Regions from separate parts of the Mus musculus genome. Here region 2 is linked to region 1. A link is a loop called in an ENCODE intact Hi-C map of the cell type or tissue named here. Cell type or tissue: heart. All regions are shown on one strand. Each heading gives the region's core, and the rest is flanking DNA. Links, peaks and the distances in the headings are about the cores only.

Evidence for each region. Peaks named below come from ENCODE experiments on the same cell type or tissue, not always from the same donor. Only the 100,000 strongest peaks of a DNase experiment are listed, where the experiment ranks them.
Region 2: a loop joins it to region 1, with 4 times the contacts of the local background. A loop is called at or near these places in 5 of 42 quality-filtered maps.

The regions. Positions count from the first base shown.
Region 1 is chr10:20,120,174-20,127,641 of GRCm38, forward strand. It overlaps Map3k5 (mitogen-activated protein kinase kinase kinase 5), which reads left to right. Exons shown (of 30, transcript NM_008580.4): 24 at 4,779-4,964. Among named protein-coding and RNA genes, the nearest start is that of Map7, 47 kb to the right of the region's middle. In heart, for the core only: no CTCF peak of the experiment used is centred there; a DNase peak (open chromatin) is centred at 3,408.
Region 2 is chr10:19,236,631-19,244,098 of GRCm38, forward strand. Gm40607 (a long non-coding RNA gene) reads right to left here and starts at 6,923. Exons shown (of 3, transcript XR_871478.1): 1 at 6,813-6,923; 2 at 6,035-6,208. In heart, for the core only: a CTCF peak has its summit at 3,545 (motif pointing right); no DNase peak of the experiment used is centred there.

The sequences.
Region 1 (7,468 bases), core at 1,173-5,172:
TGTTTCTCTCTTGGCCTGACCTTGTCTTCCATCAGGACAGATGGGGAGCCAAGTTCTCTTTCTTGGCACTTACTGTTCAGCTCCAGCGGCATCTTGTCAGCCACACTAGGTTTCTGTGCTGTTCCCTGAGCCTGAACATTCTGTCACCATAAGAATTCCCTAGTACCCACCTTTTGGATCTAAAAGAAGAGTAATGTGTGTGCCAGTAAAGGCTCTGGCTGCAGGGAGAGCTTAAGAGAATGCCGTCAGTACTTTCTGAAGGAGGCCGACTGTGGTCCTAATAGAAAGCTGTCTCAGATAGGGACCACGGTGACCGTGAGGCCCAGGAAACAGGTGTTGTGGCCTGAGAAGGCAGGCAGGCCTTGAGGTAAGGGGTAGTTGCCAGAGAGGCTAGGTGTGCCCGTGCGGATCGTTCAGGAACAGAGAATAGGACAGATTGAGATACGGGGAACCAAGGTTGGATGGAGGGAACGGATGCATGACTTGCAGTTCATGCAGTCATTCAGCAAACACTGTCCATCTGCTGAATGCCAGGTGTCCGAGTTAGGGTTTTACTGCTGCGAACAGACACCATGACCAGTGCAAGTCTTACAAAGGACAACATCTAGTTGGGGCTGGCTTACAGGTTCAGAGACTCAGTCCATTATCATCAAGGAGGGAGCATGACAGAGTTCAGTCAGGCATGGTACAGAGAAGCTGAGAGTTCTGTGTCTTCATCTGAAGGCTGCTATGAGGAGACTGCTTCCAGGCAGCTAGGGTGAGGGTTTTATAGCCCATACCCACAGTGACACACCTACTCCAACAAGGCCGCACCTATTCTAACAGGGCCATACCTTTTAGTAGTGCCACTCCCTGGGCTGAGCATATATAAACCATCACACCAGGTCTGTTCCACATGCAGGGGTTACATCAGTGAATAAACTATAACTCTGTATCTCACCAAAGTTGACATTGTAGCAGAAGAGGAGGAGGAGGAGGACCAGGAGGAGCAGAAGAAGGATAAGAAAGAGGAGAAGAAGGAAGAGGAGGAGGAGAAAAGGAGGAGGAAGAGGAGAAGAGGAAGAAGAGGAGGAGGGGGAGAACTGTTAGCTATTAGATACATTGTAACCACCGCACATAGTCCCTCAGGCCATTATCTGTGTGTGTACTCATTCAGTCCTCAGGATGGCAGGACTAAAGGGTACTACTATTAGCAGCCATCTTTTCCAGATGAAGAAAGCAATACGTAGAGGGCTTGTGTAGCTTCCAAAGCCATGCACCCATGAAAGATGGAGTTGGGATTGATGCAGTCTGGCTCCAGGGTGGATAGTCTTAACCTCAGACTGCGAATGGAAAGGCAGGGGTGGAAGGCCACTGTTACCCATGCCGGGATGAAGGCTTCGATGGTGGCCGTGAGTTTATGATATTTACTTGTAGGTCAGGAATTGTCTAAATTCGCCACGTTCCAAAACGGTACAGCTTTCCAGTGCAGAAGATGTGGTCTGGTTTGTTTTGTTTTGTTTTGTTTTGTTTTGTTTCTTTGACTCCTGATGGACTGTGGCTCCACTCACTGGGTCCTCACTGTAGCTCCATTTTCCAAGAAAGTCATTTCTGTGACTGCTGAAATTCTGGTTACCGAATACACTTGTGGGATTAAACCCGGGCCTGGAATATCTCAAGCACGCGTTCTACCACTGGGCTATAGTTTATTATGAAATCCCTAAAATTGGAGGATTTTTTTCTAGATTATTTTCAGTGGATTATCTACATTTTTAAATAAAGCTCACTGGAATGTTTCCTATGAGAGAAAAGATGGAGGACCCAAATCCAGGGCAGCCTTAGAAAGAAGGCCTTGGACACCAAAAAGCTCCTGGAGTACCAGAAACTGCCAGCCAGAATCACACCCAAATGCTCAGATGCCAGCTGTGGGCTGCTCTGTTCAGGACACTGTGAATTCCTTACAGGGACGTCCATCTGTCGCACCACATGGCGACTTGGTGGCAGAACAGGTCTTCCTCCAGTTTACGGCTGATGTTCCAGCTTGGGGCAAGGGGGATACATAGTTAGGAGCTTGGATTAAGTTTGGGCTTGCCTTAGTCAGAGTCCTGGCTCCATCACTTCAAGGCTGTGCCATCTGAGTAAGATACTGACCTCCTCAGAGCCTGAGCTGCTTCACAAAGACTCATGTGCCATTGCTGACAGGAGTCACTGAGTCATGGGAAATTTAGGTCAAAATAAAAAACACTGTACAAATGCGAACTTGTTACCGCCAACCAACCTAATAATAGTTACCTAGTTTCTTTTTTTATTCCACAACCAGAGAGAAATAATTTCTCCCCCGCCCCACACATAACGTTTTTATTGATTCTCTGAGAGTTTCACATCCTGCACCTTGATCACAATCCTTTCTATGTAGACATTATTTTCTTAATGTTTTAAAACCTTTCTAGAGAAATATTTACATTTCATTCTACACTACAGAACAAACCCAAAGGGAATTGATTATCGGTTAGGTCCTTAGTCTATTAACCCATGAAAAGCTTTAATTTTTGGGTGTGTGTATCTCGTATGTGTGTGTTGTGTGTTCTGAAGTATATTATGGGATGTATGTTGCATGCACACAAGTGTGCAGGTGCATGCACACGTGGAGGTCAGAGGCTGGCCTTTGTCTTCCTCTGTTACTCTCTGACTTACTAACCTTAAGACCGTGTCTCTCACTGACCCGGAAGCTTGCTCTCTCAGCTAGGCTGACTGGCCAGTGCACTCTCGGGATCCACCAGTCTCTGCCTCATGATGCTGGGGTTACAGGCAAGTGAAGACAAGACCCCTCTTTCCGCGAGTGATAGGTCCTCATGCTTTCAAGAGAGTGTTCTTACCCACTGAGCCGTCTCCCTGGCCCCAGTTTTTATTGATTACAGTTTAACTTCTTTAAACTGTATCTCACCTTTCACAAATCGCTGACAGTTTAAGGAATAAAGACTAGGGAGAGGGTTCGGTGGACAAGAGCACTTTCTGTGAAAACGAGGAGCAGAGTTCAAATCCAAATCTCTAGCACTCATAAAAAGCTGAGTGTGGCGGGGCAGGCCTAGAACTCCAGCCCAAGGGGAGATGGAAGATCCTTGGAGATCATTGAGAGACCTTGCATTGATGTAATAAGGCAGCGAGTAAGAGAGGAAGATAGCCCAATATCTGCTTGTGGCCTTCACATGTGTGCATAGCTGCATATAACACACACACACACACCCCTGTGCACACAAGGCTAGAGAGGGCTTTTGCAGGAAAGCTGTGAATGCTGAATTTGTGGGAAAGGCTCACTGTCGAATGCTGCCATTGTTCTGAGGCAGGTTTACCCTGCAGAACATGCTGTCTCAGAAAGGAAAGCCCTCGAATGAGCTGACACAGAGGGGCGGGAGTTAGGGCAGAAATGATGATGACTAAGCGGATGTGGTAGCCTGGACGGGAAGCATTTCCCAGGGTAGAGACTGTGCTGTGTAGGACAGCCACACGCGCATCCAGGCAACATGCTGCTGCTGCTGCTGCTTTAAAGACAAAGCTGATGTCAAAAATAAATGCTTGCTCTCCTAGCAGTTCGCTCTCCTGATATTTCCCGGTGTTAGGAAGTTGCCTGTGAATCCTCCCTCTGGCTGTCATTCAGTTTGTGATGAGAAAAACACAAAGAGTGTAATTGTTCTCAGTGTAATTTTCAAATGTTTCTTTAATGACAGCCTTTAGGCCTTTCAATTTAGACTTTTCTCATGAGAACTTAAACAGGGGACCAAGCTCCCAAATCAAGAATATATGTGGAGAAGGTGAGGGTGTGTTTTGAAATTTTTCATGGAATTCTAATGATGGGAATTTTATTGGCCTGGTGGAGAAACTTAATTTTAATAATACAGTTAGAAAATGCAGTATGAACTAGAAATTAGCTTAATAAAAATTCTTGAAGTTTAATGAGGATTAGGTTTTCTTTACAGGCTCAGTGTGCCTTGCTCACATTAAAATAAAATAAAATAAAATAAAATAAAATAAAATAAAAATCACTTTGAAAGAGAGGTCTATTTAAATATGTGAACGTTTCCTTGGTTTGTTTTTTATAACTGATTACCCAGTTGTTGTTAAGGTGGGGTTCCAATGGTGGTGTCTAACCTGGCCCCTTTTACGACAGGGAGTTGACTTTAAAGGCCATGGAAGGGCCAGGCACACCTTTTGATAGATACACACAGCCAGGAGAGAGGTAGCCGGCTGGTACCCAGCTGAGCCTGGCCTAGAGAACCATGGTGTGTGAGTCCGGAAGACAGAAAGCTCCACGGTTCCTTCCATCTTTGCTCTTGCTTGGCTGCTGCTGTTCGTCTTGTGCTGCTCGTCTCTGCTCTATCTTCTTCTCTTTCCATTGTCATTCTCGACTCCCCTGCATCTACTCCCGTGTCCTTGGGTGCACCCCGACCCTGGGTTGTGACCTTTCTGCAGGCAGACTCGGAGATTAAGATTCCATGGCTCCGTGCCCCTCTCTCACCTTAGTGTCCAATTAAAATTCCCAACAGCAGGATTCTCACCGCCTCAACCTATCCCCATCTGGGCACAGCCCAAATGTGCCCTGGCTACCGACCAGCGTGGGCGTACGGCTGTTTCTCCAAAGACTGGTTACTTCTGGCAGCAGTGATGGCTACTAAGGGGAGCCACAGGGTTCAAAGCATGTTGGGGAAGGCCTCTCGGAGCAAAGGTCTTCTGAGAAAAGACTGAGAAGGGGGAGCTCGCGTGGAGTACAGAGTGACTGAGGCCCTGTCGGGTTTTATTTTCAGGGTGCTGAAGAGCCTAAACTAAAGTGGGAACACATCACAACCCTCATCTCGAGCCTCAGAGAGTTTGTGAGGTCCACTGACCGAAAAATCATAGCCACTACACTGTCCAAGCTCAAGCTGGAGCTGGACTTCGACAGCCACGGCATCAGCCAGGTGCAGGTGGTCCTCTTTGGCTTCCAGGATGCGGTAAGTGCACGGGCCGCCATTTCCCCACAAACTCTGCTCAGGGTCGGTTGGTTATAGAAATGGGATACAGTTCAAATTCTGTTCCCTCTCATTTACTCGGTAAACTGCATTCTCTTCGGATGACAGATGTGAGGTATTTATTGAGTTCCCTCAAAGATAAGAGACTCACACAGCTGAACCACCATGGGAAACAGCAAGGCTTACAGACATTCATTCCCAAGACTGGGTTTCTCCTTAGGATCATGTGTGGGCCTCTAAAGCATAGTGCACATTAGTCGTGTTTTGTAATGCTGAACAAGAAGTGCCATCTAGTGGCCACTGAGAGAAATGCACTGTTACACCTGGGAATGCTCAGTGTTGAAATGCTCTCTCTCCCCTCAGCCCCCAAGGCTTTTCTCTGGTTTCCATATAGGACATTCTTAACAAGTTCATTTCGTAAATATCCACTATTTTCCCACCATAAATATAGTTTGGAAAACAGGCAGTTGGTGAGTGGAAACTACTCGTGATCTAATGAGAGATCACTGACAGTCTTATGCAAGACAAACCAGAAGTTATTCTGCAAGTCTGATTCAAAATAGACCTTTGTAAGCCACTGTCAGACACACAAGGTATGGGAGGCAGGAAAAAATATCTGGTGGTGCCTGTATGCAAATATAAAATTGCACTGTGTGGTTTTATTTAAATGTTTAATATTAACTTGTAATGTATTACTCCTGTGTTAGGTAGTTTCTTGACATTTGTATTTGAAACAAGAAACAATCCTCCATTCCAAACTGAATCTTCATCCTTCCACAGTCACTGGTGTTCTGAGTGGAAACGACTTGGTGTTTCTGCTGTGTGAAGAACAGGAACAAGATTCTCCTGACTGGACCGAGGTCCTAGAGAATCCAAGCAGGGCCTGTCACTAATATTAAATGCTAAGGCATGCTTACACTGCAACTATGGCAACCCAGCCATCTACCATCCAGTGCAACGATGTAGCTGATTTGTGCCTGCCCACACATTGGCTTCTGGGCAGGAGGTTGGGGAGAATTCAGAGTGAGAGCTAGTTAGCTGTAATCCTGAGCCTTGGGCCCAGGTCAGACATAGTCATGCAACTCGCTCAACCCAGTTTCACTCCTGGCCTGTCAAGTGCTCTTGTTGGGTAATACGCTGTGTAATGCGGCAGTGAGCAATACGCTGTGTGATGAGGGGATGTGCAGGGGGGCCATGGCTATGAAGGATTCACACTTGAAATACTCCCATGTTCTAAGTGATAGCCTGGTTAGACACATAAGCAGGCAGATCCATTTAAGAAATGGAGGTACTGCAAGCTCACTCTGAAAGAATCCCCTGGAGCAAGTGAGGTCCAAGAAGTAGTTCATTTCCTTGGGAGCAACTGCTATGCGAAAGGCCTCAGGCCGGCTCTCTCCTAAACCGGGTCGTTTGGATGAGGCTGGACCAATGGAAAGACTGAGCTGCTGTCATTCTGACTCTTGGCACGAGTTTGGAGCTCAGCCACCATTTTCCAGCTTCCACCTGGTTCTCTAACCGCAGCCCTGCTTACATAGGTGACATTGTGAACCGGGAAGAGTGACCCAATCCAGATGTTAAGGGAATTCTGTCCAACCTTTAAAAAGGAAATTCTGGCACAGGTTATAAATGTAGATGAGTCCTAGGAATGTCATGCTAAGTCAAACGGGATGGTCTTTAAAAACGACCAGAGAATTCATCCTCTGACTTTGGGGAGGTTCCCGGAGCACAGACCACAGGGATGGACGCAGGTCAGGTGTGCAGCACTGTTGGGTGAGAGCTGAGATCGGACTGAGTCCCGAGTTCCAATTCTATATGAGAAAGAGGCCTAAGGATGGACGGCGAGGACCTTCACACAGTAACATGGGGGTACATAGTGCCTCGGGTGGTTGAAATCACTAATTTTATATTATTAAGACTCATCTGAGCAAATGCAAGTGATTAACATTGGAAGTCTTATATTCTGTGTGCTTCACAGTAGGTTTTTGAAAGAACAGAATGGTAGGGTGTATAACTGTTTAAATGGGTGGGACATTTACCAGTCATAGTAAAAAGTTATCTTTACAACAATCATTTTTTTATGTGACTGGGCTTTCTGGAATATTCTAGCAGATTATTCCCCTATATCAGCATCAGCAACAGTTGCAGGAAAAGAAGAAAAAGATCAGATTTGCCAACATGCACGTTGTGCGTGGATGCTAATTTATACTCTCTTCCCTTGATTTTTCCAAATCGTGGATGTGCTCAGGCTTTGTCTGTGTTACATGGCGGTCAGGACCTGGCAGGGTGAGAATTGTCTATTGAAAACCTCTTGAACTCTCCCTGCTTTTACACTTTCTGCAGCTGTTTTAAGTGCCACAACTGTAGCCTTCCTCTTTCTCTTCCTCTTCCTTATGCATATGCCCATGCATATAAACACATAGACACCTTGCAGGAAGAGAATAATAGTAATAAATAATGTAAAAAATTAACATAGACTAAAGGTCACT
Region 2 (7,468 bases), core at 1,656-5,655, 880 kb before region 1:
GTTTTCTCTAGGGTCCATGACCTACAAAGTCTCAAGTTCATGGTCTCATTGACAGTGTCAAGTATGGGTTCTGTCTCATGTAGTGGGCCTTAAATCTAATCAAATGTTTGTTCACTTATGCAGACAGATTTTTTAAAAGATTTATTTACTTTATGTATATGAGTGTTCTATCTGCATGTATGCCTATGTGCCAGAACAGGCATCAGATCTCACAATACATGGTCGTGAGCCACCATGTGGTTGCTGGGAATTGAACTTAGTACCACTGGAAGAGCAGTCAGTGCTCCTAACCACTGAGCCAGCTCTCCAGCCCTGCAGACAGATTTTTACTGTAGCTCACAGGGTCTAAAGCTAGGTGAGACTGAAAATTCGCTTTTCTCCTCAAGTACCTTCCAGCACCACGAGCCCTGGTCTGTAGTGGTGCAGCTTCCAGTTAAACACCATCTTGATCTCTCCATGTTCAGTAGCATAAGTACATGTTGTATTTAGCATTTCCGCCAAGTCTTACTCAGCTCTGAACACTGATGATTTCCACAGAGATATACTTCTCTTGAGCTTGCCTTTGACTAGATTGTCTTCGTGAATGGTTTCAGTTCAGTCTGCCATTCTCTCCCTCCCCTCCCCTCCACTTCTTCCTACTTCCTTTCATCTCTGTATTCCTATCAATGCCCAGTGTATTGGGATGGAGTGAGAAAACGAGACCTCCTGGGAGGCTGCTACAAGGCATTGTAAGCGATGAATAGTGCGTTCTAGAATGATGTGTTTACCTTCTAAAGATCCGATTGCAACTCAGATTTACAGTAGATGGGGTTATTGGCTCTTTTGAACGTTGAGGGTGAGAAGAATATTGAATTTGTGAAGTAGAAGACTTTGAGGATGGTTTACAAGAAGAAACTGCAGAGTCTGATACCCTGTCAGGATCCTGAACCTCAGAGGTAATGTCAGCCTCAGCCTCAGACTGGTATCCAGAACGCCCTTCTGAGAAGGTGGTGGATGAAGAATGGGAGACTATGGATAGATTTTTGAACTGGCCAGGGCCCCAGCTCCTTAGTCTGGTCAACACTGTTGCAATATAGAGGTATCAAGGTCCTGCTGTGGCTAGGCAATGGCCCTAACCAAGGTATCTGAAGTCACTGTTTATGTCACATGAAGACATAGCACACGTGAAGTTTCTTAAACATATGTTCTTTACTAGTTCAACGTTATGTTTATATATCACGTCAGCTTTAGATCAAGGATAGCGTATGCATCCTTTAGAGAAAGCAGCCCAAGACCTGAGCTTCTTCAAACATCACATGATTGTGTGAGCTCATTGCTCTTCAATTCTTTATTCCTCATTTTGAAAAACATTCTTAGATAAGTTTACATCACTTAAAAGACAAAAGTGAAAACGCCATATCGCTTTCAAATTTATAAACAGAATATACATTTCCCCGGTTTATTTGGTAAGAGCATTTCATTTCCCATAAGCTAACAGACACAATGTAAAGTGTAGGCGCGACAGATTTAGCATAGACAAATAGAGATCAATCAAAATCAAGCAGTTGTTTGACTCCAAGGTTTCACCTTTCCTTTTGACATTTTTATTATTTAATTATTTGTGTGTGTATGAGTGTGTGTGTGTGTGTGTGTGTGTGTGTGTGTGTGTGTGTGTTCACTTGCCAGGAAGCATGTGTGGAGGCCAGAGGATGACTTGCTGGAATTAAGTTCTCTCTTTCCACCATGTGGGTCCCAGGGTCTGAATTCAGGTCCTCGGGCTTGGTGGCAAGTACCTTTGCTGGCACAAAGACGTTGGGCCAAGCCAGCTTTAGCTTAGATCCTACCATTTAATAATCATATAACCGTGGGCAAGCTTTTCAACTTTCCTAAGCCTCAGTTTCTGTCCTTGCTAGATCGAATGATGCACAGGATTCTTCTGTGGGCATGCAGTGCTAAGGTGCGTTACTCCATTCTGCACAGCCATAGTGTACAGTCAGTCAGCAGTGAGGTTTTGTTTTTCTTTTAAAGATACAAAATCTATCAGATGACTACAAGCTATCATTAAATACAACACTAAGTCTGTGTTTACAACAGTATTCTTGGGCTTTCAGTGTTCTCTGAGTATTAAGGAAACACCCTGTCTTTCCCTAAGATTGTGTTGGAAATCGTTCAGGAAAGTCATTTGTCTTTGTTCTCCTAAAGAGTTCCAGGAAAGGAAAGGCTGAAATTTTGTCGTTTTAGATCTATAGCTATCAACATACTTTCATTATCTTAAAATAGCAAGGATTTTTTCTTTTTTTGGTTTGGTTTGGTTTGGTTTTTAATGAAGCTGAACTTCACTGGGAACTATAACACCTAAAATCCGTATTGCAAATGTCTTCTTGGGCAAACTAATTGCTCAGTGGGTAAAGGTGTCCACTAAGCCTGATGACCCAAGTTAGATTTACAGAACCCACATGGGGGTTATGGCTGGGGGAACCATAATACGTGAGGAACAGTATTAAAGGGTTGTGGCAGTAGCAAGGCTGAGAATCAATGAGTTTTGACATTAGGGTTTCCACCTTCAATATCCCTAATGTCAAATATCAGGAGGGAACTGATGCTTGCAAGGTGTTCTCTGACCTACACACACACACACACACACACACACACACACACACACACACACACACATACACACACACACACACACACACACAGACACGCACACGTGCACGCACACATACACACACACACACACACACATACATACACACACACACACACTCAGACACACACACACACACTCAGACATGCACACGTGCACGCACACACACACACTCAGACACGCACACGTGCACGCACACACACACACACACACACACTCAGACACGCACACGTGCACGCACACACACACATACACACACTCAGACATGCACACGTGCACGCACACACACACACTAATTAAAAATAACAACAGTGCGTTTATTTGTAGATAAACATCATAGGCTGTGTCTTCATTCTATTTCTGTTATCCTTGATAAGGAAGGCAGAGCAGGTATCGCTCCAGCCGCAAGCAGATGAAGTACAGCTGAGAGCTGAGAAGGCTCCTGGACCCTGTTCACCTAACTAATGAGCCCAGGCAAGACACCACACCGCTGGTTACAGAGCAAACTGCCCTATCCCCACAAGCTTTCAGGGGAGCTGGAACAAGGAAGAGAACCCCTAAGCCATTCCAGTGACGTTCTTCTCAACAGATTGCATGAATTTACCCACGTAAAAATGACAAAGAGACAAAAATGAGAAGACAGCAGTATTTTGGATTTTAAGAATAACAACAACAACAAAAAATGTTACTTAGTCACACATAGGCAGTGGTGTTGCATATTTTCATGTCATGGTTATTCATATGGAAAGATTTTATTTCCCTGTACACTGTCACTTATTCTTTGCACAGTTTTCTTCATGGTTTTAATTAGTTAGTTAGTTAGTTAGTTAGTTAGTTAGTTAGGTTGGTTTTTTAGTTTAGAGGAGGGGTGTTGGTTGTTTTTTGTTTTTTCTACCCAGCCAAGTTTTAAATCTGCTCAGTGACCAGAAGAGGGCAGTATGAGCTAACAAAACAGAAACCACGCACCGCACCCTCTAAGCCACTCTGCTTGTTCTGTTCAGACTCTGTGTCACTATCAGGTTTGCAATGTTAACTAAAACACTAAAAACTCATTAAAGACAGGAACGGAAAGGGCAGAGGTGGAGGGACGAAGGGAAGGAGATGGCTTTTTAAACCTCCTTATTGGAATAAAATGAGGTGAAATGGCTGTAAGAAAACGTGTTTAAGCACTTGCTGGGTGTGGACTCTGAATTAAGTGCTGCAAAATTGCTTCCTGGAGGGAGAGAGTAAAGAATTCAGACCACTTTCAACTGGACCTGTTCTTTACAGCCTCTGTTTACCTATTTATTTAATAGAGGCTTTGGGTCCGAAGGCCATGCCAGGACCTGCCTGGGCCCCAGACACTCCAGACCCTACATGGGAATGCGCTGGTGACAAGAAGCATAAAGAATAAAAGCTAAGGGTGAAAATGCAGGTGGTGTGTTCGATGCTTGCTTAAAATGCCTACACACACATGGGTAAAACATGTCTACCCTATAGCCTTAAGGACTGGAAGAAAGAAACGTGCCCTTGATGTATTTGTAAGTTATAGAAAATATAGTTAGAGTAGTTTCTAGGTAGCGCCAGAATACAACTTGGCTTAGTCCCCATCTTTACTGTGGCATATTTGATGGGTGACTCTTCATAGTCTGAGGAGAAAACAGGAGCCAAAGAGTCAGTGTGGTAAACTGTCTCAAATGTTCAATAGTATGTAGTTCAATGGTGCATGCATTAGAAGAAAGCACTGCCTCTTGGTGTCTGGGAAGACTGAGGCAGGTTTGAGATGAAACTCAAGGGATTTTGATGGTAGCAATCAGTAGAACAGAAATACAACAAATGAGTGGGAATTTTAGGTAGAGGAAGCCTAGGTAGGCATGTGGGTTGTGTTTAGCATTGTAGAGAACAATCATTTCTAGCGTCTGGATGCCAGGTCCTTCAGGATGGAGCAAGCAGTCTGCAGGAAGGAGAGGCTGGGAGGGGCAAAAGCAAGCTTAAGAGAAAGAGACATCGCCTAGACAGCTTTGAATACACTGCACATTCACTGTGTGGATTTGATGTGGAACCATTTCCATAAAGACTTGAGCCGCCACGTGCTGTGAACCAAGAAAAAGCAGGGCACCTACAGAAAACATGTTTCCATTATATGTACATGTGTTTGTTTCATATGTGCTATGCAGCTGTACAACGATGTAGAGGGATATTGAAGGTGGAAACCCTAATGTCAAAACTCAGTGATTCTCAGCCTTCCTAGTGCCACAACCCTTTAATACTCTTCCTCATGTATTATGGTTCCTCCAGCCATAACATTATTTTCATTGCTATTTCATAACCATAATTTTGCTGCTGTTATGAATTGTAATGTAAATATCTGTGTTTTCCGGTGGTCTTTGGGGGGTTGTGATACACAGGGTAAGAAGCACTGCATTGTACCCTAGGCTGTAGATCTGAATAGCAATGTCACAGGACTGCTCCAACAGTCATTTTAACATTGTTTTTTAGCCTTTGTTAGGAGACAACAGTTGACTGCTGTTACAAAGCAACCAGCCTTCCGTTTCCTTCTGCTGTGTGACAGCATGAAAGTCTATCTCTGCCTGCGTGTGTGCATCTGAGCCTGCCTTCTAACACTGTCCCTCATGGGTATTCGTTTCAGAATTATTAGGCAAATGATAAGATTGGTCCCCCTAAAAATATGTTTCCTGGTATTTTTCACATGGTACAGAAGTGGAATTAACTGGTTTAGGATTCAGCTGAAGAAACACAGAAAATGAAACCTTGCCTGTGTGTGGGCGATGCTCCTGCACTGTGGCTGAAGGATTGCCTAGGAAGCCATCAGGGGTATATACAACACAGAAAATGCCATATTTGTCCTACCATTTTTGTTCTACCCTTTCTGGTTTTTTGTTTCCCCTGATGTGGTGCTAGTCCAATTGATCTTAAAAATCTACCCAAAGCTTAACTCCTACTGTATTAGCAACAATAACAAAAAAACAAAAAACAAAAAAAACAAAAACAGATATAGGTGATATGTTATACTCACGAAACTCCATGGATCAATAGCAGATGACTTTTGTTTTATTTATTTGTGTAGTGTACTCCACCCCCATCATTCCTTTCTATTTAAGGCTTCCTCTTCCATTTCTATGCCTAGGGCAGGACAGTCATTGTTACTACATAAAGAATGAATCTGATACTCCCAAGGTACTTGCCATTATAGGGAACAGGTGTGTGTGTGTGTGTGTGTGTGTGTGTGTGTGTGTGTGTGTGTCCTTGGTAACACATCTGTTTTATTTGTTTTGTTTTGTCTCATTTATAAAATTCAGGCAAGAATGGGCTCGTGCTCATGTGGTGGAATGAAGCCCAGCCTTTGTTAAGATTTAATGAGACAATGCTCATCACAATTTGCTCTTAAAACACGAAGCAAAGTCTTACCTGTGTTTCAGATCAGCTTTCCAGGTTGCTCACCTGAGGTGTTCTGTTGACCACTGGTGTAGGCAGCTCCATGGTTACCATACGCATGCGTCAGCTGCAGTTCCAGGCCCATCACTGAGAGAAACACATTTAATCCTCCTGGAAACCTCCATGAGAACAGGAATATTGTCCTGCCTGTTTTGGAGGAAAGGAAAGTGGGACACAGCATGGTAAGTTCTTTGCCTCAGAGCCCACAGTGACGGCACGAAAGCCCGTGCTCAGCTGCTGTACACCAGAATCTGTGTATTTGACCTGTAAACCTCGTATAGATAATTTGGAAATAATGGCCTCAATTTGCAATGGGAAACTTTTTAACTGAAAGGGAACTGCAGCCACGGAGAAGCTATTTCTCCATTCCTCAGTCCTGAATATTCCTTATCCATCTTTCCTCCCTCCCTCCCTCCTCCTTTCCTCCTTCCCTTCTTCTCTCCCTCCCTCCTTCCTTTCTTCTCTTCTCTTTCCTTTCCCTCTTCCCCTTCCGACTTCTTCTTCCTTCACATTAGTGTCTTCCAGAGGCACAGTGGGTATAAGCTCTAAGAACATGGAAAGCAACAACCTAAACTTAACACACTCAGCCTTCTCACTGGAGTTCAATAGATGTTCAGATCTGACTTCAGCGTGAAGAGAAGTCAGACATTTCACTACCTCTGTATTATCTGATTTGTTCTCTGGAAATATATATTCTGTGTTCCAACTCTCACTCCCCACTAGACCCTCTGCAATGAATATTTGAACCCACACTTAGAAACATCTTTCTTCTCTCTTCCTTGAGACACGTCCAACTCCAGTAGAACTTCTTTCATTTCAAGATCTCCATTAGCATTTGAAGAGCTCAAATTACCAGGTCCCTGCCACAGAGATTCCTGCACATGGAAGCAGCTTATGTGTCCATTGTCAGATGAACAGATAATAAAAGTGTACTCCTTAGGCACAGTGGGGTTGCATCCACCTGCAAAGACAAGTGAAAGTATAAAATTTGTGAGAAAATGGATGGATAGGAAAAAGCATTAAGCAAGGTAACACAAATGGAGAAAGGTCGATGTCCCATGTTCTCTCTCACATGTGCCACTTAGCTTTTTAATGTTTACATGTGTGCATATCGGTGCTCGAGAGTCTGAGTGCAGGCTATGAAACTTGAAAGAAGAGCATGGCCAGGGAAGCCCTGAAGAAGTGAGGGGATGATAATAAGACACATGCAGCATATAAGAAAAGGAGCTGGGAGGGCCACAGAGGGTCAGGGGGTCAGGCACTCAGGGGGTCAGAAGAAAAAGTAAGGGAAAGAATTTTTTTAAAAATTGTTTTAGTGGGGGACTGGAGACATAGTCAGTGGCTAAGAGCATGGGCTCCTCTTCCAGAGGTCCTGAGTTTAATTCTCAGAAACCACATGGTGGCTCA